Regions from separate parts of the Mus musculus genome. Here regions 2 and 3 are each linked to region 1. Evidence: chromatin loops called from intact Hi-C (ENCODE). Cell type or tissue: left cerebral cortex. All regions are shown on one strand. Region 1 overlaps Arhgef4 (Rho guanine nucleotide exchange factor (GEF) 4). Region 2 holds the start of Plekhb2 (pleckstrin homology domain containing, family B (evectins) member 2). Region 3 overlaps Arhgef4 (Rho guanine nucleotide exchange factor (GEF) 4).

What was found. Peaks named below come from ENCODE experiments on the same cell type or tissue, not always from the same donor. Only the 100,000 strongest peaks of a DNase experiment are listed, where the experiment ranks them.
Region 2: a loop joins it to region 1, with 2.2 times the contacts of the local background. A loop is called at or near these places in 4 of 42 quality-filtered maps.
Region 3: it touches region 1 in a loop (4-fold over the local background); 5 of 42 quality-filtered maps call a loop at or near these places.

The regions. Positions count from the first base shown.
Region 1 is chr1:34,744,503-34,752,502 of GRCm38, forward strand. It overlaps Arhgef4 (Rho guanine nucleotide exchange factor (GEF) 4), which reads left to right. Exons shown (of 14, transcript NM_001368773.1): 4 at 816-942. It overlaps Gm32790 (a long non-coding RNA gene), which reads right to left. Exons shown (of 4, transcript XR_865335.3): 4 at 3,770-8,000. Among named protein-coding and RNA genes, the nearest start is that of Gm32790, 44 kb to the right of the region's middle. In left cerebral cortex, no CTCF peak of the experiment used is centred here; DNase peaks (open chromatin) are centred at 4,897, 5,434, 5,592, 6,086 and 2 more places; H3K4me3 peaks cover 1,849 bases; H3K27ac peaks cover 1,260 bases.
Region 2 is chr1:34,845,996-34,853,995 of GRCm38, forward strand. It overlaps Plekhb2 (pleckstrin homology domain containing, family B (evectins) member 2), which reads left to right and starts at 3,964. Exons shown (of 8, transcript NM_145516.2): 1 at 3,964-4,068. In left cerebral cortex, no CTCF peak of the experiment used is centred here; DNase peaks (open chromatin) are centred at 3,945, 4,429, 4,662, 5,731 and 1 more place; H3K4me3 peaks cover 3,211 bases; H3K27ac peaks cover 1,234 bases.
Region 3 is chr1:34,797,962-34,805,961 of GRCm38, forward strand. It overlaps Arhgef4 (Rho guanine nucleotide exchange factor (GEF) 4), which reads left to right. Exons shown (of 14, transcript NM_001368773.1): 6 at 6,953-7,132; 7 at 7,995-8,000. Among named protein-coding and RNA genes, the nearest start is that of Gm32790, 9.4 kb to the left of the region's middle. In left cerebral cortex, a CTCF peak has its summit at 705 (motif pointing right); DNase peaks (open chromatin) are centred at 1,508, 3,777, 4,064, 4,503 and 6 more places; H3K4me3 peaks cover 2,512 bases; H3K27ac peaks cover 3,029 bases.

The DNA.
Region 1 (8,000 bases):
AAAGCAACTTAAGAGAGAAGAATCTGTTTCGGCTCAGCGTCTGAGGGGAAGTGCATGGAGGGTGGCAGACGGTAACAGGAGTTTAAGGTCATATTATGCTCACCGAGAAGAAGTCGAGAGAGAGATACATGTTTAGCTTGCTTCCTCCTGATTCAGAATGGGCCCCAAACCAGAGGATGGCACTGCCTACAGGGTAGTGCCTTGTAGGTTAGGGTGATCCTTCCCAACTCCATGACCCCCATCTAGACAATCCTTCGTTGATACGTCCAGAGATTTGTCTTCAAGGCGGTTGGCAGTCAATGCCACAAGCATTATCCTAGGGGACTCTGGTCTTGTTCTGGTAACTGATCCAGTTAAGTTCAAACCACTTTTTTTTTTTTTCTGGCCATGACTGGGTGTTCCTTAGGTCAGACCAGATCTGCAGGCGAGCCATCTCCCCAGTCCCATGAATTGCATTTTAGATCCCCCAAAGAATATGTGTTCAGTAAAATGATCAGGTTTTCTTTCAGAGGAAATACAAGGCTGTCTGAAGGACTGGCTCGTAGGGGTGGTTTCTGCCATGCCTCTACAGTTCTTACTCCACATAAATGAAAGCAACCTGTCCCACCAGAGATGCAGATCTGTTCTCACACACTGCAGACTCCAGGATTCACCTCCCTCATAGATTTCAGTATAAACAGTCCTTCTTAGAATAGTGTCTGTTTTGGTTGTAGACTTTGCTCACGAATCTGGGCAACTGGATAAGCTAGAAATTGGTACCAATAGCCCGTGGTCTGTCTCTTCATTTGCCTTCTGCCTCTTGCCTCCTACCCCAGTGCTGGAGGAAGACAACCATCACCTCTCCAGAGTCTCCGCATCTTCCTAGAAGAAGCCATCTGCTCTCCCAGAGTGCCCCAATGGGACTGGACCACACAGGCTGGCCAGAGCCCACGTCTGACACTGGTGAGCTCTGTGCCTTTCTCTTGCCATATTTCTGGGTGTGCTGTTAAGGACAGGGGTGAGTCTGGTGAAAGCTACGCCTGCTTGTCAGGGAGAAGCAGTCCAAAGGTGAGAGACTTTGACAGTGGTCTCATTCCTTCAACTATTAAGGACCACCTGGTACCCAAAGAAGGGGCAGGGGCAGCACTGGGCAGATGCTGCTATGATGACTGAGTCCTCTGGCCAGGCTATGAAAGGTCTCGGGTCTGGCTTCAAGAAGAACACAGACAAATTGTTCTTTTGAGTAAGATATTTATCAGAAGAGTTATTAACTTCAGGAAAGGTCAGCATGGCGGGGGCTACGGCAAGAGCTCATGCCTGTGTGGCAGAGTGAGGGTCCCTTCTTACAGGTCTCAGAGGAAGGGAATTCCATGCCGCATGGCTGATGAGTAGTCTGCAGTAAACATTTGTAGAGAAAGCACTCAGGTACCCCGCTGTCTCAGCCCTAGCCATGGGTGCCTGCCTTCCTCGAGGTTTACATCAGCAGTCTCTTGGTTCATTTCCCAGAATTACAGTAAGGAGCATCTCAGCACACACTCACCTACAAGGGAGCTGAAGCATGCCAGAAGGGCAGAGGGCTCCAAATGAGCCAGGGCCAATCTCTTCCTTAACCGTATCTGGGACAGGGGCTGGGTGCTGAGAGATGCTGCCAGACTCTTGGCAGATGGACAGATTCAGTAGTCCTAAGCAGGTGTGCGTTGTGTGTGATAGATCGAAAGCATTCAGCTGGCTGCCAGGGAGGCAGGTTTGTAAGACAGCCCGACTAGGGCAGAGCCTGAGACAGAGTTTAAAACAAACACACAAAATCACTTGAGAAAACAAAACATTTCCTTTTGCCATGGTTGTGGAGGGGGCACCCAGGTCATTAGTCAAGGCCATTGAGGGTGATGGGCAGTGAATCCTAGAAGTAGCGTTTGCTGGTGGATGGCTGAAGAGGCAGGTGTAGAACAGGACTGGGTCTTGAGCTCAAAATCCAGGGTATGTGTGCTGGGTGCTAGTCCCTGGCAAGCATCGGGCTTTCTGTCAGCAAATGGGCCTGCCAAGACTACATTGTGACGTGGAGGCTATGAACACAACCTCACAAAAAGCAGAACTACGAGAGAGTATGTGCTACATGATAAAATAATGGTGTTCGAGGAAAAGCCATTTTCTCTTATGATCCCCAAGATAAGTTATGGAATTGCTTAGAAAACCATGGAAGGCAGCTATGTAGCTAGATCAGTCAGTACTCGGAACATAAGCGCGAAGACCTGAACTCGAACCCTAGATCCCAAGTAAACAGCCAGATGTGGTTACACACACTTGGTCATCATCCTAACAGTGGGAAGAAGAGACAGTGGGGTTCACTGGCCAGCCAGCGTAGCCCACTTGGTGAGCCCTAAGCAACTGAGGAAACAAACCTGTCTGTCAGAAGAGCAAATGAATTTGAAAATTGAAAAACCATGAATAGAAGGAAACCTGCAAGCTCCAGGAGGCACTGGAAAGTAGTAGTATAAACGTTAGAGAGCAGGCCAGGGATTGTGAGTTCCACGAGGGCAGGGAACCTCAAACAAGCACCATTCACATAGGTAAGACCAGGGGCAAAGGTAAGGTAAGGAAGCAGCTATCCTAGAACTGAGAAGGGAAGAGATAAAGGGGTTAAATGGTATCTGCTTAGGAAGGCAGAAAAGCCAGAGTTGGAGCAATGATAGCCAAGGCAAGAAAAGAAAGTTAACCTGAGCTACTACTGAGTCCCAAGAGTCTCCCACATTAACAGAGAGACGAAGTCACTGGAATGACCACTCCTTAGTGACCAACGTACGCCATAGAGAGGAACGGGGTATATATCAAGATTCTCACCCAACGGAGAGTGTAGCATCACCATTGGCGTCATCCTCATTATGATTGTTATTTTTAATTATGTTGTTTATGTTTATGGGTATGGCTTATTTGCCTGCATGTATGTCTGAGCGCAATGTATATGCCTGGTGCTGTTGGGGGCCAGAAGAGGGTGTTGGATCCCCTGAGACGGGAGTTAAAGACAGTTGTGAGATGCCACGTGGATGCTGAGAATCCAATCAGGGGTCCTCTGGAAGAGCATCCAGTGCTGAGATATTTCTGGACAATTATTATTTTGGTGTGTGCTCAAGATAGGAACCCACATCACAGAAGCTTAATTTTTTTTTTATTCTGCGTGAATGTATCTGCTGATGAATTCAAACAATGGTTTGAAATAACTGCAGATTATGAAGCTTTGAGTTTGTAAGCAGGTAAGAGTTCATGCGGCAGAGTCATCCAGGAGAGTGGATTATCTGGAGAGAAAAACTACTCTTTCTCACAGTTGTCTCTCCAAAATCTTTGTGTGTGTGTGTGTGTGTGTGTGTGTGTGTGTGTGTGTGTGTGTGTGTGAGTGTGTGTCCGTGTGTGTGCACGCTTATGCATGTGGATGTGGATACAAGAACCCGTATATGTGGAAGTCAACCTCAAATATCATTTCTAGTCTACTGGCCACCTTGTGTTTAGAGCCTGGGTCCCTCACTGAAATCTGGAAGTCACCACTTAAGTCTGGCTGGCCAATAAGCACCAGGGAAGTACTTGTCAATGCCTACTTACCTAGTTCTGACACTTCAAACACATGCCATGACACCCAGCTTTGTGTATGTGCTAGGGATTGAACTCAGATCCTCCGGTTTGCACGGAAAGCTCGTTCTTGACTGTGCCATCTCCTGGCCCTATGTAGGTGAAACTGCCATTTGCTCTTTCTTCCCCACCATTAACTTCTTGGCTAGTAGCAATAACACAGAAAACGAGCGGGGGTATCTGAATTTATATCTGACATAGCAGGAACCAAACCAAAAGTAGCCAGAAGAGACAAAGGTCATCGTCACATATTACAAAAGGGGTCCATCAGTCAAGATGTTACGTTGTAAGTATCTGTACACTACCTGCACACACTGGTGCAGTTTCATAAAAACAAACACCATTGCACACGCATGGACCAGTAGCTCCAGATACAGCTCCATACTCACCTCTCATCAACTGATGGGTCATCCAGACAAGAAAGTCAGCCAAGGAGCTTCAGAATTAATCTGTGCCATTGATCACATGACTTAAGAAACCCCCCACGGAATATTCCCTCCAACATCTGCCTTGTGCACATTCTTCTCGACGGCCAATGGAGCTCCCTTGCTGTTACCTGACTTGCAACCCTGGCACCATAAGCTCCCGAGTACACTTCCGTCTCCTCAAAGTCTTGGCCCAAAAGAGCAGAGGTCTCCTTCTACCTAGCTGGGCATTTGCCCAGCTCCAGATGCCATTCATCCCTCCACAGCCATTCATGGAACATGGAGCCTGTGGACAAAGCCGTGCACAGTCTAGGAATGCTATGGGGTAAGGTGGCATAGCCTCAGCTCAGAAAAGGAATAAACACAGAATGGCCAACTAGTGGAAGCAAGTTCTGGAACGAAATAAATATCATCTTCCTGAGGAAGGATATGCACCATATGTGAAGGCTGAGGAACCAATTCCATAGACTGCAGAGAGCAGAGCAAGCCAGGGCCAGAATGTGCAGAAACCCAGAGGCAAGATGAGTAAGGTAGCCACTGAGGCTGGAGCAGAGTCAGGACAGGAATGGCGAGGATGGGGTTGGAGGGGGGTGGCACAGAAACCAGTCCAGCCGGAACGTGTAGGTTTTAGGGGTCATCTAGGGTGTAAAAAGAACCCTTGGGAAAAGTGGTGCAGGAGACCGACCTGATGTGATCTATATTCTCAAGCACCCTCTGGCAACTCCGTGGGAAGCTAGAAGCTCTCTGGAAGCTGCCTTCCAGACATGGTAGAGCAACAGAGAAACAACCAACTCAACTGTCACTCAGGAGGTAGATCTGCAAGTCTTGTGCACACATGGAGGCAACATGGAGGGAGAGTGACTCACGCTGGCAGCAGAGAACCCTTCAGAGGACAGCCTAGGAGAACTACAGATGGTAACCGATCCTCCCTGCAGACAGACTGAATCCGGGAAGCAGGCAAAGGAGACAACTGCTCTTCTCGAGGTCAGGAAAGAATGAAGACAGGCTCTCGAGTATGGGAGCTGAATATAAAGGGACCAGGAAGTGTATGAACTCTCCCCCACAGCCCTAAAATGAGTAAAATAGACTAGGGGCGTGGCTAAGACACCCTCCGAGGTCCATCAAGTGAAATCCGACACCAGTTATTGTTCGGAACTGCAATTAACTTAACACCCTGGAGGCTGTCAGCTGAGTGTTTAGGGCACAGGGGCTGGGATCTGTGAACATACAGGGTTCCTGGTGATGCAGAGCCAAGTACACATGCCAATTAGGGATGGAGGTGGCCTCAAGAAATAAGCTCTCCGGATGCAAGGACAAGAGCATGCTCTTCTGCCTTGCCCAGTGTCGTTCTCATCTGAAATGTCTGTAGCAGTCTTGAGCAGAATTACAAGGACACAGAGTGCTGTTGCTAGGAGGAAGTGGGAGGAGAGAAAAGGAAGAGAGGGTCAGCTTCTTTCTATCAAGACTTCCCCTCACACCTCTCAAGCTCCAGGTGAGGCCGATGCCCCCATCATCTTGCCTCTGATTTTGTAATTCCTTATCGCCATCCCCCAGGTATATTCCAAGAACAAGGCCCTAGAGTGTCTGGGAAAAAGCAACTGACATCCTTCTCAGAAAGGACAAGTAACTCTTGGCTCCTTGTCACCTGCCAGCGTCCCCGTTTTTTGTTTGTCACTGAACTTTGATTCCTTGTGGTCAAACCATTTTTCCCGTGACACTATGTTTTAAAGGGTCCGTTCGTTCGTGGCACCACTGAGGTCAAGAGGGCCGCGGTCACCGCTCACCTGTGCACGAGGGCGCACCCAGGCGAGCGCGCCCCCAGGCCAGCGTGGGTGGCTGCGGGGCTGGGGGGCGTCCTAGGTGTTACCTGCGGGGACCCTTTGATTGCACTTGGCGGGGGGGGGGCGCTCTCTTAGCCCTTGAGGAGCGAGCGTCCCTCGCGCTCGCTCGCCCGCTCCACAGCAGGGCGCATTCTTCTCCCTGATGCCCGCGCGCCGAAGGCAGCGGCCGCGGTGAGGACTCAGGGCGGCCCGGGGCCCGCGTCCGCGCCCCAGGTCTGCGTGCGCGCGGGCGAGAGCGCGCCGCCCGGCCGGCGACCCGCAGCGGGGCCCACGCGCTCTGCGCCCTGCCGGGTGGCCGCCCGGCAGTGTCCAGACGGGGTCCCGCGCCCGCACCGGGGGCCCCGCGGCGAGCCTGCTCAGAGGAGCACCGCGATGTCGGGGGACCCGAAGCTACGGCAGTGCGGCGGGGATGCTGCTGGCGACCCCGCCGGCCTGTGGCTGGAGCTCGGAGCCGCTTGCCCCGGGGCGCCGCGCTGCCCCAGCGAGTCCAGTGGCCCTACCAGCGGCGATCTGGGCACAAGCAGCAGCAGCAGCACTGGGGTGTCCCCGGGTTCCGACTCGGACAGCAGCGGCGTGGTGTGCAGTGGCCGCGCTGCGGGCATGCGCGGCGCCCCGTCGCGCTCCCGGAGCCTGGAGAGCCTGCGCTCGGCCTCGGCGGGTAAGGGCACCACCTGCTCTCCCGCACCCCCTGGCCTCACCGCAGCCTCCTCTCGCCCTTCGCAGCTTCCCCTCCCATCTCCTGACCCCCTTCTCCCCCCACCCCCGCTTGCCCTTCTGCCGCCTTTTTCCTAGAGCTACCCGACCACCTACCTGTCCCTTCTGAGACCAGCTAATTACCAGGGTGCTACTTGTTTGCAACATCCCTGCTGCAGCTACCCAATGGGGTGCTTAAAGTGAGACTGGAAGTTGGTTCCTCTTGACCCCTTCTTGACTGTCTGCAGCCTCTTGTCCCCTTTCTGTGTGGGCAGCCCCCCTCACCCCAACTCCAGGCTGGGGAGTGTGTGGGTCTGAGCCTCAGACGGAGGAGCCCAACCTGGGTGCTCTGCAACATGAGTGAAGTTTTTTTTTTCTCCAGATGGGATTCTCTTTGGTCTCCCTGTACTGTGTGCCCCCTAGTGCTCCCGGTGTACATGAAGAACAGAATTCTGGGTACGGACAGTGAGGAAGAGTTTGGAGTGAGAAAGTCAGGAGCGACTTAATGGGTGGTGATCATCCATCTATCCTTGGCTAATTGTTGGGTTAGTTTCTTTTTATTTCGGTGTTGGTGTTGAAGCGCTCAGCAGTGAGTGCTGTGAAGGAAGACCGTTGCTGTTGGGAAATCAAGGAGGGAGTGCGCCCCGTTATTCCTTGTTCTGCAATGCTCTGCCTGAGAATGCCGCTGGCCTCACCCAGGTGCAGGGATGAGACTGAAGTGTGCATCAAAGACTGACAGACAGGAGCGAGGGGACCGTGCGGGCAGCAACTCCCTCCCTCCACACACACACACACTCACCCACCCCCACCCACCCCCAGGATGGAGCAAGGACTGTGTTGAGGAGGGGTACAATAAAAGTTGCTCCAGCAGAGCCATCGGGGCCCCTTGAGGCACATGAATCTCCTTCGATAGTAGGTTTGGAAAAGGGAAGGAAATACTTACAGACCTTTGTTTTTAGTATTCCAAAACTCCTATCAGTTCTCTCTCTCTCTCTCTCTCTCTCTCTCTCTCTCTCTCTCTCTCTCTCTCTCTCTCTCTCTCTCTTGACAGATGGCATTCAAATTCAGAAAAGTCTGATACCCCAACTGTTGTCTTCAGCTGCACCGTTCAATTTCCACTATGATGGCTCTTGTCCCTCGATGACTCCCCCTCCCCGAAACTGTTTCTCCTCCTTTTGAGCTTAAATAGAACCTTTTTGAGCAGCAAGATAATATCCTCAGAGAGACTTTAATCAATCCGACAAACAGCCCTTTCTCTTGGCTTTACCCCAAAGCATACCTTGTATTTTGGAGTAGGAAGGTATACTTCCTCTGTCCTCTAGAACTGCAAACCCAGCCCAGACTCTTTTTTTGATGACCCCATGACTTGAACGCCCAGAGCCCCCTTCCCTTTTCTTTCTATGCCAGAATTTGTGTACCAATAAGACAGAATTGGGTAAGCAGA
Region 2 (8,000 bases), 100 kb after region 1:
TTTAGGCAACTGGGTCATTTGACCCCTTATAACTCATGAAGTCTTTACAAAGCCAAATCTAAGAAAAAGGTAAGTAAATCACGCTGTAAACTGTATTCCTTCACCAAGTGATGAGCTGCCCCTCTAGTCATCTAGATGCGACCCTGTGGTGGTATGAATTGTCAGCCTAACAGACTCTAGAGGCACCAAGAAATCCCTCCTCCATAGGAGATTATCTTGGGTGTGTTAATTGATGGGTAAACCCATCTTAATGGTGGTTGGAACCTTGCCTTGTGTCATGACCCCTGCACTGTATAAAATTAATAAAGGGAACTTTTTGTTTGTTTGTTTTTCGAGACAGGATTTATCTGTGTAGCCCTGGCTATACTAGAACTCACTCTGTAGACCAGGCTGGCCTCGAACTCAGAAATCCACCTGCCTCTGCCTCCCAAGTGCTGAGATTAAAGGCGTGTACCACCACTGCCCGGCGAATAAAGGGAACTTAACACCAGCATACATTCTTCCATCTTTGATTCTTAATTGTGGGTACAATGTGACCAATTCCTTCAAGTGCTTGTGCTTTGATAGCCCTGCCATGATGGGCTATAACCTGGAACTGTGAGCCACGCCAACCCATTCTCCCTGAAATTGTTTTAGTTAGAATTTGTTTATTTGTTTGTTTTGAGCCAGGGTTTTACTATGTAGCCCAATCTAGCCTGGAACTCCCTCTGTACACCAGGCTGGCCCCAGACTAACAGAAATCTGCCTGTGTCTGCTTCTCAAGTGTTTAACGGCATGCACCAGTGTGCCTGGCTTTGCTACCTTATTTTCTCACAGCAGTAGGAAAGTAAAGTGAGTTATCCATGACTTTTTGTTCCTGTGATAAAACACACCTATAAGCAGCTTGTGGAAGAACTTACTTTGGCTTACAGTTCCAGAAGGCTAGAGTCTGTAATGTGGGCCCTGGCAGCAGGGTATGTGTGGCATCTGGTGGCCAGAGCAGGAAGCTAAGAGCCAGCCCCCAGTGACAAGAGTTCCTCCAGCCAAGCTAAATCTCCTGAATACTCCATAACTGACTCAGTGTCACCAAGGAACCGAGTGTTTAAATACCTGAGGGACATTTCCACCACCACACTGAGATCGATTCCCCGAACAGGTGTTCTACCTAATAAGACCTAACAGCCAGAGCACCATGACATGAGACACTACCTGACTGCCTGCACACAACCCTGCCTCCACATCAAAGTAGCTCTATAGAATGCCTCCAGGGAGACAGTATTCTTAAATGTTATCCACTTCCCAGATCTGCCACCTTCTGCCAAGATGAATCTCTCCCTAGCCTGTCAGTGTCATCCTGCCAGCACAAACAACCCAAGTACCCATTACTAGGGGATAGTTCAATGAACCCTGGTTCATCTATATGGTAAAAATTCTAATTAAAACAGAGAAGAAAGCAAAGCAAAGAAACAAGGAGCCTTCCCATAGATCAACATGGGGACATAGGATTGTGCTGAAGGACACTGTGTAAAAAAGGAGAAATACATATAGTGTAAAAATATTGTGTAATTTACAAATCATTCAAAAGCAAATAGCACCAACTACCTGTGGTGAGGCTGGGATAGAGTGGGACCTGAGCAGGTTGGGGGAATTAGGAGAAAGATAATGTTTGTGAAGGCTTTCTTTGCAGCAAAACAAAAATCTCATTTTTTTTTTCCTGGAAGCACAAAAAGTATCATAATCCCTTCAGAAAAAAGTCTAGCTGTTTCTTATAAAACTAAATGTACTATCCTACAAATTGTACTGTGGAGAATAAAATCATGCAATCATGACATCCTCGAGTGGCCCCTCCTGTTGGGCTTAGACCAGAAACTAAAGTTTCAGCACAGACACACAGGGTCTAGAGTGGATGCTCACTCACACACAGTGGGCCTGCTGAGGGCGTGTGCTCACTCACACACAGTGGGCCTGCTGAGGGCGTGTGCTCACTCACACACAGTGGGCCTGCTGAGGGCGTGTGCTCACTCACACATAGTGGGCCTGTTGAGAACATGTTTTAATCCTCTTCTTCCTTCTTGACAAGGAGTTAGAACACAAAGCCAATTTCACTAAATTAGAAAACTTACTAAGCCTCTTCACTAGTTCCTGGAAAACATATTTAACTCAAACTGTATTCAAATACAACTCTTTTTCCTATTATTTAAGGTATGTATGTATGTATGTATGTATGTATGTATATGTATCACTTCTGTATATATTCATTAAAGAAAATTTTGGTATCTGGAGAGATAGCTAGCAGTTAAGAGTACTGGCTGCTCTTAAGGACATCTCTGGCCTCCATGGGAACCTGCACCGTGTATACATACTCCCACACAGACAGACAGACAAGTAATTTAAAATGAAAGGAAAATTCAATAAGTGCAGTAAAGTAGGAAAAAAATCTGCATTTTCTATTGCTGTGAAATTATCATGACTCAAAGCAACTTAGGGAAGGAAGGACTTATTTAGTTTATAAATCTTGATCACAGTCTGACATCGAGGGAAGGCAAGGCAGGAACTCAAGCAGAGACCGTGGAGGGACCCTGCTTACTGGTCTGCTTTCTTATATAATCCATGACCTCCTGCTAAAGGATTGCATTGCCTGTACTGAGATAGGCACCGCCCCCCAATGCCAATCACTTTAGAGAAAGTCCCCAGACTTATCTGATGGAGATTTTTTTCTCATTTGAGGTTCCCTTCCCAGATGATCCTAGTTTGTGTCAAGCTGACAAAAACTAATCAGTACAACAGCTATAGCTCCATCAATGTAAATGATCATAGGGCTGTCCGATGACCTGAGGGTACCTTCGGTCTCCTTCCCACAGGGCAACACCCATCTCTCCTGTAGGTAATTTGAGATTAGGCATTTCCTGGTAGGAGGGCAGATACAGCAGATACACAAGTGTATTTAAAACCAGCTTTGAGTATACGTGTTATGAGGGTACGTTTTTCCTTGAAGTGAAATAGTAACAAATTTATTTACTGTTTCAGGTGTAAACACGGTGTGTGTTTGTGTGTGTGTGTGTGTGTGTGTGTGTGTGGCACATGCATAAAGCTATAGGATGTATGACCCACCAACTCAAGGCTACCTAACAGCCCATCTGTCAATCAGGGCAAAGGGTCTACCTAATTTCTACGCAGGGAATCTGCTCCTCACTCTACTTAAACTCACAACGCTCCAAAAGGTCATGGGGGTCTTGAGTCTTATGCTTGCTCAGGCCGTTCCCATTCTGGGGAGTGTATTCCATGCATTTTCTTTGTAAATAAATGTACCCTTTGACAACCTTTATTCTGTGTTGTGCAAGTCATTGTTTGAGACACCAAGAACCTAGAAAAAACCTGGGATACACAAGGCACTATAATTAAAAGAGTATTTTTTTTTCCTTAGACTGACCTTGAGCTCACTACCTAGCTAAAGATAATCTTGGCCTTCCTTTATATCTTCTTACCACATCTTTCAAATGCTGAGATTACAGCTGTGTACTGCCATGTTATGTAGCCCAAGCTGCCCTCAAAGTTATTATCCTCCTGACTAAGCCTCCCCAGTACTGAGATTACAGTCCTACTAACACCCCCCGGCTCCTTCCTCATTTATTTTTTTATCCTTATATTTTATATTCTAAGCTATAACATTTCTATGTGAGTTATTGCTAAGACTTCCAGTTTTGTTCCTTGATTGCTGTTTCAGTTTTGACATCTCCATCTTCCTGGTTTTTAAGCCTGCAGGTCTTCATTTCTGGCTCTGAGAGGTCCCAGGTTCAGTTTGCCCTTGGCTTGCCCCCATTCCCGCTGTCACGCTTTTCTCTACGAAGCTCTGTGTTTAGAGGCCAAGATCAAGAAACTTAGAACCACCTTTGAGCAGATAACAGCCCAGGTTGAGAGCAACGCCTTGGCTTCGGCCCTGCACCCGGGTGGCACCTGCCTTGCGCGCATGCGCATGGCTCGAGGCGGTGACGCAGGACCAGGACTCGCGCGTCCAGCGGAGAAGCAGGAGAAGCCGGCGACCTTGCGCTCTCAGCCTGATCCCTGTCTTGGCGGCCTGAACATTCGCAGGTGACTGTGCCCGCGGAGCCCCCCTGCGCCCGCGTGCGACCCCTTCCCCGGACCTCCCCGGTCGGAGGTACCCCATTCGGCCCCGCTCACGCCCCTCCGGGGGTAACCCGCTTCGCCAATACCCCCTCTCAAAGCCTGGCTCTGGGGAGCTCTAACCTTGCTGGCCGCGCCCACTTCCTCGGTGACACCACCCCCCCCAGCCCCTGTTCCTTCCCCCTTCTCTAATGTTCCTCGCCTCCCCCCCCCCCCCCAGCTCTTGCCCTCTTCCTTTTCCAGAGTGTCTCCATTCTGACCCACACCCCTCCCTCGTCCCTAACGTCTGCTGTTCTGATGATACACTCCACCTCACACTAGCTCCTGCCTTTTCCCCAGTATCCATCCTCATTATATTACTCCAGCCTCTCCCTGCCTCCTCCCCACTCCCCCATGTCCTCAATCTTAATTGTATCCCCCCCTCCCCTCCTGTCTCTTCAGTGTCCCTACCCTGACTGTTCTCTTCCTTTCCCACCTCCTACCCCTTCCCAGTGTCCCCATCCTGATTGTATCCTCCCCCCATCGGCCCCCCAGCTACTACGTTCCTCCTTACTTAGCGTCCCCATCCTGATTGTATTCCCCTCCAGCTCCTGACTCCTCCCCTGTCGCTAGTGTCCCACATTCTGGTTGTACTCCCTCCTCCAAGTCTGTCTCTTCCCCACTTCCTGATCTATCCTCCCAGCCCTTCATAGTCTTCCTTAGGGTCCTGTCTAGCCTAGCTCCCCTCCATTTCCCCCTGGGTCTCTGCAGGGATTCTTCAGTGTTCCCCACCATAATCTTTTCTTCTCCTGACCCAGTGACCAGGTCTGTCTTGTACCCCTGCCCTTTCCTCAGGGTCTTTTCCGGGTTCACCAAAAGCCCATTTTTTTTTTTTTTTTTTTTTTTTTTGAGACAGGGTTTCTCTGTATAGCCTTGGCTGTCCTGGAACTCACTTTGTAGACCAGGCTGGCCTCAAACTCAGAAATCCGCCTGCCTCTGCCTCCCAAGTGCTGGGATTAAAGGCGTGCACCACCACCGCCCGGCCCAAATGCCCACTTCTTGATGTATCCTCCCCAGTCCTACGCATCCCTTCCCAGGTGCCCCCTGTCCTAAATGGTATCTTCCCGTAGAGCTGCTTAGCCCTTACCCTCCCTCCCCTTCTCCACCTATGTCTGGATAAGGTGGTGGGGGCTCTTCTGAGGATGGGAGCAGTTTGGCCTTTCTGATAGCTCCTGTGACTTCACAAAGTACCGCTACTGCTTTACTGAGACCCCAGGGCTTTCTTCTTCCTGGGGTTGCCCTGCTCCGCTGGGCCTCCTGCTCCTCTGCACTTTCATGGTCTGTATTATAGTGCCTTTAGTTTTCCGTGTTTGATTGTACAAGCCCTGACTCCTTTTGGTTACATTTTATTGTTATGCAATAACAATAGTTAGATTGAGACTTTGGGAGGTCAGGGGTTTTTATTTGGGGTAAGCAGAATTTGTTGTGTCCAACTCTCAGGTGCAGAGTGGCTTACAGAGAGTCTTCATAAAGGAGTGGAGTGATTGCCAGTGTTTTAGAAAGGTGGGAAGCTCACAGATTCTAGCGAGACTACGTGGCTCGTTCAGAACACAGTGACTAATTCCTCCAACCTCCCACCCCCCTCGTGCATCTCATTTGACTAGGATAGGTTGAAGCGACCCATGCAGGAAGTGACTTGTCCCACTTTGCAGGAAGTGGTAGGGTGGCGACTGGGATTTATTGCCTACTTACTTAGGGCAGGGAGTGTTAGCTGGAGTATTGACCAAACATGGCTGGAATCCACCAGCCTGTGCTGTGGGCTTGCCTTTTGGAGTGAAGAAAGCCCTCCTTTCTTAGGCTGCTTTGACAGGTAGCTTGGGAAGAGACCCTCTAGCTCAGCAGGTACTTGCCTGGGTTTATCTGGTGTCTGTGGTGTTTGTTCTCTGTGTGAGAGATCTCCCACCTATCTTCCTCAGGGCAGGAACCAAAACTGGGTTATGGTGTTTTCCTGTCAGACACACAGTAGCTGTTCAGTAAATTAAGGGTGTAAGCACTTTTTCTTTTTGTAAGTCAATCTCCTGATAATAAAAACTGAATTTATGAAACCAGTTTCTCTCTCTCATTATGTCTGTCTGTCTGTCTGCCCCAGCCCCTTTCTATCTCCTATCTTTCTAGCTGGAACCTGAACCTTTAAGTGATAGTTTATGCAGAGAGTCAGTGATCCGAGAGGGAGGCAGATTCGCACCTTTGATCGCCCTCTTGTAAGTCAGCTGCAGCCAAAGGCAGTTTACCATGCCAGACACAGTCCCTGAGGTCTATGGTGTCTGTCACCTCTCCTTATTGCCCGAACTGCTCTATGGCAGTCTCATCTTAAGGATGCTGAGTCCTTCGTGCCTCTCTGTGTCGCCTGGACCGAAGGGTTAAATCAGAACTGCATACCTTGAAAGGGTGTGTGTGTGTGCAGATTGCTTTCTATGACACGGATTACAAATGTGTCCTGTACCCTTAAAATATAGAGTAGCTAGACTGTAATGCTCATATCTTCCCTTCCTGTGCTTTTGCATTCGATCTGGTCAGTAATGAGTCATATCTGTAGGTTCTGTATCATATGGGCGGTGGTGGCATCCTGCTGCTGCTGCTGCTGTGTATAGGTAATGCTTAATATGGCTTCAAACTTGTCAGGAACTTTCCAGCATAAAGCTGTTTGAAACAGTAAGCGGTTGTGCTGTTGAGATGGGTAAAGAAAAACCAGCAGAGTTTCCCTGAGGCCTGCAGGGCTCAGGAGCCAGGAGGCAAGAGAGCTGGATCAGAGCTGAAAAGAACACTTGGAGTGTTTTGTTTGTATGCGAGAGATGGTTTTATGAGCTGTCTTAACGTGTGTGTGTGTGTGTGTGTGTGTGTGTGTGTGTGAGAAATCTGAGCAGGTTTGCTTGTTTTTTTGGTTTTTTTTTTGTGTTTTGTTTTTGTTTTTAAGCACACCCTATACAAGCAGCACATACCTTTGGCAGCTTTGTTCTGTCTCCTGTCAGAGTAGCTGCACAGAAATTTGCTCCTGTACCACTAGCTAGCGACAGCGTGAAGGGGCGGGAGAGGGGTGGGTTCTCCTTGACTCCCCGAGAGCTTGACCTTGCTTTTAGCTGACATTCATATGCAACTTCTTTCTGTCTTTTTCTCCAGCCTTTTCTTCTGCATTAGTGGATGGCAGACAAATTAAAGAATGATTTGATTAGTGTCAGCAACTGACCCAAAACTGGACAGTGCGAGCCGAGAGAGGAAAGATGCAATTAGATTGATATTTCTTATGCAGCCCAGGCTCAGGGGTAGCCATGCCCACAGTGGCCTGGGCCTTCCCACATCAGTTATTAATCAAGAAAATGCCCTCCAGGCTTGCCTGTGAACAAATGGATGGAGACTTTCTCAATGGAAGTTCCTTTTCCCATGTAGCTCTAAGCTTGTGTCAAGTTGGTGAAACAAAGCCAAAACCAAAAAGGCCAACCTAGATGAAATCTGTCTTTATTTTCTGATAATTCTCTTTGCTTTCAAATAGGAAGGGGGGAATTTTAGTGACTGTATTATAGGAACTGAAAGTCAGGAAGCGTGGTCATATATTTTAAAACTTAATAAAGGCTAATGTTTCTAAGTATAGACTTTGGACCCAAAAGACCTGGGTTCAAATCCTCGTTCAGTTGGTCACCTTGGGTAACTTACTTGAGATTTCCAAGCCTTTTTATTATGATTATTATTATTATTATTATGTTTTAACTATAAAATGAAAATATACCATCAACTTGATGAAATTTTGGAAAATTGACTGAAATAATATACAAGCGTTTTTGGAGAGGGGACTTGACAAATATTCAACCCAAGGTAGCTATTTCTCCAGCAGGTTAAAGGGCCGGAAGAGTCAATGTTAAACAGAT
Region 3 (8,000 bases), 53 kb after region 1:
CACCCATGTCCATTCTCCACAGAGCTCACCTCAGTGGAGCCACCACTCACCCATGTCTATTCTCCACAGAGCTCACCTCAGTGGAGCCACCACTCACCCATGCCTATTCTCCAGAGCTCACCTCAGTGGAGCCACCACTCACCCATGCCTATTCTCCACAGAGCTCACCTCAGTGGAGCCACCAGTACCTCTAGATCTTAACATAGAAAAAAAGGCAAGAAGAGACTCTCTAAATGGGACAGGAGAAAGGGCAGGGCCAGACATGAAGCAAGGCCCCCAACTTCCAGGGACAAACCTCAGGCTAGACAGCCCATCTAATTGTGGGTCTGGGGATATGGGTGACTTCTCTGGGCTCTGACTTTAACTGGAGAGTCAAGAGAGATTGAGTGCTTTCTGGCCTGCAAAAGGCATCAAGTAGACTATTGCCAGAAGTTCATTAAAGACATAGTTGATTGCTGATGATAGGCTAACTCCTTTGCCTTCCTCTAGTAGCCTCTTCCCACCCATTGGGCATTGTCTGTGGCCTGTACTGGCTCAGCAGAAAGCTTTGCTGGGGATTCACATGAACAAACGTTATCCCTAAATATTATTGGAGCAGGAGACGACAGAGGAAAGTTCAGCATCCTCAATGATGTTTGGCCTATCAAGCCATCACACACTCACTGTGTTTTTCTCTAGGCTGTAAACCTTTCACATTCAGGCCACCACTAGGGGGAAAAAAGGACTTGTCAATTTCTTTAAGACTTTTAAGAAGCATTCTAATGATGCGTTTGTGTTTGTGTGAGGGTACATACACGAGAGTGCAGGTGCTGCAAAGACCCGATGAGGACATCGGAGCTCCTGGGATGGCAGCTCGAGGTGGTTATAAGGCACTGAAAGTGGATGCTAGTAACCTAACTTGGGTTCTTAGCTAGAACAGTAAGTATTCATAACTACTGGACCTTGTCCTCAGCCCTCGGATTTCTCAGGATTTTAGCGGAGGGGAATCGGAACCCTCTAGCCAAGAGAGTGATGGATAATGTGGACCAGAGAGGCAGTTTGCATTGTGGGTACCTGAGGAACGACTGCTGCCCATACTCACACATATGTGTACTTACGGGTATAGTATAGGTTTGTCATATGTTGAATAGATGTGTCGCACATGGTCTGTGCACTTGATGTATGTCAGCCAGTGTGCCTGCCCCAGCATGCAGATGTGTGGAAGGCAGAGTCCTTCCTGCAGAGAGCTAACTATGCAAGAGTGGGTTGGGTGTGTGATGCCTGTCTTTCTGGGTACCCCAAGGAGCATGAGGAGGTGTGGCACAGGGTCTTGTTCTTTCTGTATCCCTCTCACATACTTGTTCCTGGCGCCTTGGGACTGCCCAACTGCTGCAGGATGACTCAGCAAATGAAGCAGTTAATTGTCCTTGGTCCCTGCAAGTGGCTCTCTCCTACAGCACTGTCCTGTGTAGAGCCTTCTCCAGATGCCCATGGCTTAGGCCTGGGCATGCCTGTGCTTCCTACCCTGCCCAGCCATGCTAGCATTGGCTGTAATGCCTGTTACCTGGCCCGAGTCCATCCTCAGTGGGAGGATTTTTCCCTGACTGGCAAAAGTAGGCGATGTTTGTCTGTGGATCTTTAGATCTCCCTCCCTTTCTACCATCACCCAGCGTGGCCTCATCTCCCCATGCTTCAGTTCTATTGGTGTGTGCAATCTAGGGAGAGGTAGAGGGGAGACCTAAGGTGCAAACACCTTACTACCTGTGCATGGCTGCCTGTATCCTCTGGGCCAGGCCATGGCTAAGAATTCCTTCTGGCTCCAGCTGATGCCCACACAGATGAGACCATTGGAATGCCATGGTTCCCTTTGTTACATGCACACACAGCTGATGGGATCTGCTCTGAGGTGGATGAAGAGTACACACAGCTTCTAGGTCATGCCGCTCAATGCCCAAACTAGAAGCAGACAGACACTAGAGGAAAGCCACAGAAATCATCCTCCAAACTTAAAGTGCAGACAAGAGGGCTGCCAATTATAAGATCTGCAAAGCAGTGGGATTCGAACTTGTAGCAGACACTGGGTCTCCCAAAGGTGCTCCGCACCTCTCCCCCTGGCACTTTGTGGCACGTGTGAGGGTCCCAAAGGACCCAAGACCAGCCCACTATAGAGTCAGCTGTTCTCTGGCTCCAAGTGTCTTTGTTGTCCCACAGGACTCCTGTGATGATAGACATACTAGACCTGGCCTGGTTCTCATGCTTCCCAGCCTGAAGGAGGAGCACAATATCTGTTGGTGCCTCATTGTCTTGTGCTCACCCTTGTTGGATAAACCAACTGCCTTGATTGTTCGCCGAGACAGGAAAGGAACATCTGTAAGACCCTCAGACCACTGATGCCCTAGGAGCCCAGACTGCAAAGCCAGATGGTGGCCACACTTGTAAAGCAGTTCTTCTTCATTTCTAGTATTACCCTAAACTATAGAACTTGGGGCCCAGCCTCACCCACCTCAAACATCCATGTCTCCCTTCAGCTCTCTCTTGTTAGTCTTGCCACCTTGATACTCCAGCCTAGGGGCCACTTCTGGGGGGGGGGGGGCTGAGCCTTTAAACTCAAGCCTTTTTTTTTTTTTTTTTTTTTTTTGGATTTATGTAACCCACAGAGTTGTCCCAGTCATACCCTGAGCTCTTGGGGTTCAAAAAGGTAGGAGTCCCTGGGCAGGGTGGTATTCTTAACCTGGCTCAAATGCAAGGGCCTTTTGTCCTATTTCATGCTCCAGATGAGTCTGTTTCAATCATGAGGTGAAGCTCATGCCCACAGCTGGGTCTGGGCCTATCTGGGTCTGGCATACCCTGGATCTGAGGCAAGCAAACATATACTCACCTCAGATGGGATACCGAGAACAAAACAAAGAAACCCTAGTCTAGCATAGTTATCAGTGAGCATAATTGGCTCAAAAGCAGGTGCATGACCTAAAGGCCCAGCATGTGTGATGACTCCCTGGATTCATTCCTGAAGCTCTCTACAGGACTTTTGGCAGCCCAGTGGTCAGAGAGTCTCTTATCCTCGGCAGTTGTTATTCCTTATATGACCCTGGGGAGGAGCCTTGTGAATCCTGTATGTTTCTGGAACGTTTTTGAGAACTGTGTGTGAGTTGTGTGTTTACTAAGTCTTCTCAGCACTGTTTTGCTGGGTGAATGTGTAACAACTAATTGTCTGATGTTTCAGAGGCACACTTACTCATCTGTGAATGCTAGATGATAGCCTTAGAGCCCCAGAGCCATATAAACCTAGCATGGGCAGCACATACACGCAATCCTAGCTCTGAGGAGCCAGAGGTAGGAAGATGAGAAGTTCAAGGTCATCTATATAAGAGAAGTGAATTTTAAGCCAGTCTGGACTGTGTGACAAAACAACTGGGCTACCCTTGCACATAGCAATCTTGCCACACATTATTAGACTCAGGGACTTCCTGAGTCTAAGTCCCAGGGTACACCCACCCCCTCCAGGATTTCCATGGTCATCTGTGTATCTGGTCAGGCCAAAGCCAGGAAGAAACATTGTGCGGGACATTAGTCTTTGACCCCCTTCCAGGGAAGCACCCTGGGCAGATCACACAGCACCCAGAGCTGCAGCAATTAGCAGCAAGGCGACTTTAACAAGTCCCCTCCCACCCACCCCCTCTGCAGCACCTTCACCCTGCTTCCCCTAAAGCCTGGGTTGCAGCACACTCAGCGAGCTGTGAGGGAGGAGCTAGGAGGGTGAGCGCAGGCAGCTCCGCCTCCTTTCCGGCGCCTCCGGCTCCAGCCTTGAGCTGGGATCTCCCGGCGATAGGAGCCCGGAGGTTGGCCGGGCGTGATGGCCAGGCCTCCGCAGCCCCGGCGTGGCCCCGCAACGCCTGGTGGTGCCCTGCGCGCCCTGCTGCGCTGCAACTTGCCCCCGGGCGCCCAGCGCGTGGTGGTCTCCGCTGTGCTGGCGTTGCTGGTCCTCATCAACGCCGTGCTGATATTCCTACTGGCCTTCCGCTGAGCTGCGCGCGCCCGGCACCGCGGGGGAACCGCGCAGGGTGAGTGGCACCTTCCAGCTGCTGTCACCGCACGAACGTGGGGGATGGGGAGACGACGACTCTCATTATCCCCATGTGCTCTTTTTCAAGGCCGGTCTGGGGATTCCCCTCCACCCCCGGGGATGCCATCCTGAGGGTAGCAGAGGGGCGTGGTGGCACACGTGCCCAAAAGACCTTTCATCTGCCCTAGAGGCTGGGAAGGAGGGGGGTGGGACAACATGGCGGGTCTCTCTTAAGATGCAGAGGAGCTCTGACCTGCTGGCGGAGGCTGTCTGGAAAGGGTGTGCATGGGAGGGCAGGGCATGTATTGTGTGGGTGCAGCAAGAGGCCCGTAGAGGGTATCTGGGCTCCTCTGCACGTGATACCGAGATTTTTGTTATTTTAGGCCTTAAAAAGTGCCAGTCAGTCTCCTAGGGCAGAGCTTCTGCTGCCTGACTTGCAGCAGCCACTCTGAACACACCCTCCCACCACTTCCGGTGCTCAGGGACAGCTTGGTGGGAAGGTGCCACCACTCCACATGAGAGAGGCATACAGGACGTAGGAGGGTAGTAGGGTGATATGCTAAAGGCTGTGATGGTCCACAGGGCTCAGCTTGAGGCATGGCCTGGAGGCTCTACCCTACCCTTAGAACGAGTCGGAACCTCAAGGCACAGGAAGGAATTCTGCCCTTGCTCTTGGCTTATCTTAGTCCTGAATTAACCTAGGCAGTGGAACAAACCCCACCTGCCTCCAGATAGCCTTCCACCTTTGAGGCAAGGAGCCAGGCAGGCACCAACTGGAACCCTATCTTTGGCAGCTGCTGCAATGCCAGGTTAAGGAGCAGGTGCACCTGGTGGGACCCACAGGGAGGGTGGCTCTGCAGAGAAATGAACTTAGCTGCAGCTGGGGTTCACCTCCGATACCCTATAAAATGTTTCTCTTGGAGCCACAGTTTGGTTTAGCAATGGCATGGAAATGGTTTGTTTTGGAGCGAGAGCTTGGTAGAGCCTTCCATTTGTGATGCTCATGAAGGGGAGATTCCGTTTACTGGGGTCCCGATGGGAGACAGACAGGGGAGTCCGGAGGATTTGCCAGACACAGCAGTGTGCCTGTCGGGTGCTTTCTGTGCTTGGAAACAACAATGAAGATCAACACCTCCTTCCCAGGCCTACAGGCTTCTACACCACTGGGCAGGAACACGGTGAGACTTGTCTCTATTGCCGCTCACCCTGGTCTCTACCTCTGTCCCCCAGTGGCTTTCCCAGCAGCAGAACAGGATCCATACATGTCTATAAGCACTGGAGAAGGAGAGGAAGGAGAGGCTCTGCCTGCCAGCCCGCCTCTCTTCCTCCCTCCCTTCTTCTCAGTGCTTGTGCGAGGGAAACCAGGGACAGAGGTACCTCACTCAATTCATACAAAGCAGGAAGCTGGGCCATGTTGAGTATCTAGGTTGCTTCCTGAAATCTGTAGCCGAAGTTCCAGAGCCCTGGTCAGGTACATTCCCCTGTTCTTTCTCACTGGCTTCCACTTCTTTCTCTACATCCTTCAAGGCTTCGCACGACAGTCTACTGCAGAGGGTGCGCTGGCTCCTGGCCTGCAGCAGACTGGCTCCTCCTGTGGCCTTGCTGAGTCCTCCTGTCTTCTCCCACATGTGTGGCAGCCAGAGTCATCTGCAGAAAGTCATTGTTACAGAGGCAATGATTCCCCAGAGGTTGGAAGTCTGCTGTCCCCAGGAACGCTCAGAGCTCTGTGCCGGGATCCCTGTGTGGCGCTGGGCAGAGAGACCTCTAACACTGAATCTGGCACTGGGGTAGAGATGCTACACATTTTCCTGGGAAATACCCCTTCCTGGGCTGATTCGATATGGAAGCACCCAGAGAGGCCAAAAGGGGAACAAACAAGGATATAGAGCAGCTTAGCGGTAGGATTGGCTGGGGCGTGTGTGTATGTGTGTGTGTGTGTGTGTGTGTGTGTGTGTGTGTGTGTGTGTGTGTTTGTTTGTTTGTCTTGGGGATGTACAGTCTAGTTCTTCTTTGTTAGGTTGGCCAGGAAGGAGGCCACATGCATCCCACACACTATCTCCTGCCTTAGGCACCAGAGTCATTTATTCTTAAAGCAGAAAGAAACAGCCTTCAGAACAGAAAGCGGGGAGCCAATGGCTGGGGGGCAGAGTTCCAACCATGAAGGCCACCTGGAAGGGGCCAGGGGCAGGCGACACAGTGGAGAGAGGAGCCTCACCAGCCCTCTGAGCAGAAAGAGCCCAGGACATAGAGCTGTCCGGTAGCAGATATTTAATCTCCTGCCTGGGAAGGAAAGGAAGGCAGATAGAAAGATCAAAACAGCCCTCCACGTCTCAGTCTGAGAAGGACCACTCCTCAGCTGGTGCCTGGGCTGTAGTACGGAGCGATGGTGTCATATGACTACTTCTGCAAGGGGTTAAAGAAGCATACAAATATGACCCAGCTGCCGTGGTGGGCACTGTCATTGGCAATGCAGCACTGTTAACTGGATGACCTCACAAGCCATGCAAGTCCACAAGATCCTGCAGAGGGAGCGACTCCATCCTCCTCCCCCTTTAAATGGCTGCCTAGGAGAGCAGGTAGTAGCTGCCAATTGCCATGTCCCAGTCCTAGCCTAACATCTCAGGGTAGGACGTTGAAGCTGAAGCCATAAACTCAACCAAGCTGAAGGTGTGGCTGAACAGAGAAGGGGCCATGACAGTCAGTCCCATTTTGTGTTCTCTCATTGAGCTTCAACAGTCTAGGCATGCCTTAGGCATAGCCCTGCGTCCAGAAGAGCTGCTGGCCTGGAGGGAAACTTCATTCATTTCTCTGTAAAGCAGGCCAGGATCCCTTCTAGGGCTGCTGGGTATGGAGTAGAGTAGGGTAGCCCTGCCTCACTGACCTACTGGCCTTGACACTCTCTCTCTACAGCTCATCAGTGATGGCAGTGTGGTGTGTGCTGAAGCCCTGTGGGACCATGTCACCATGGATGACCAGGAGCTGGGCTTCAAAGCTGGGGATGTCATCGAAGTGATGGATGCCACCAACAGGGAATGGTGGTGGGGCCGAGTGGCAGATGGCGAGGGGTGGTTCCCTGCCAGCTTTGTACGGGTACGGCTCCAGTCTGTACTTTCCTAGGGTGGGGGTGGGGGTGGGGGTGGATTGAAGACTCTTGGCTCTGCTCAGAAGTCTGGGCCCCAAACAGCGCTGCAGTCCCAGGCATGGGGGGTGGACCGCACCCTCTCTGTTTGCCTCCAACCAGATGGGTATAGGATCAGAACTGTGGCACAGACATTCAATCCCCTGCTTGCCAGCCCTCTAGGGCCACAGAGAAGAGCAGATCAGAAATGTAAGAATATGATGCTTCAGAATTCGACCACTTTAATGCATCACTAAGCTAGACTGTGGGAACCGTGGAACACACACAGCCCTGAGGGGTAGAAATATGGGAGGAGGCATAGACAGCGTGATTATACCCAAGAGAACAAATGACCAGTTCCAATCTTAGGCTGCATCTGGTCACCAAAGAACTCTTGATTCAGACTCCCAAAGGTCAGGCAGAGGGAGAGAATTCCCTGGTTCTCGGGTACTCCAGGGCAGAGCCCCAACCCCTACCCTTTCCTAAACTTACAGGCTAGTGATCTAGCATGGTCTCTACCTAGGCACATGAATTCTTACACCTAGATGCCCTAGGATGAGGTTTGGTTCAGAAGAAGTCCCTAGTGCTTTGCTCCAATCCCTGATGAGAACAAAGTATACCAGAAGAGTAAGACAGTAGCTGTGGCTATCAAACTCACTATCCCCTGCCCCGGCTTTTGCGTCTAGGAGGCAGTTGCAGGGAAATTGTGGGTGTGCCCTTGGACCTGTGTGTCCTGTGGCAGCTACTGGCCTCAGCTTCAGATGACCTAGAGCGGAGTTCAGGGACTGACTAGAAGATGGCAGGGGTTAATCTGCCTTGCGTTGTTGTCTAAAGCTGCGC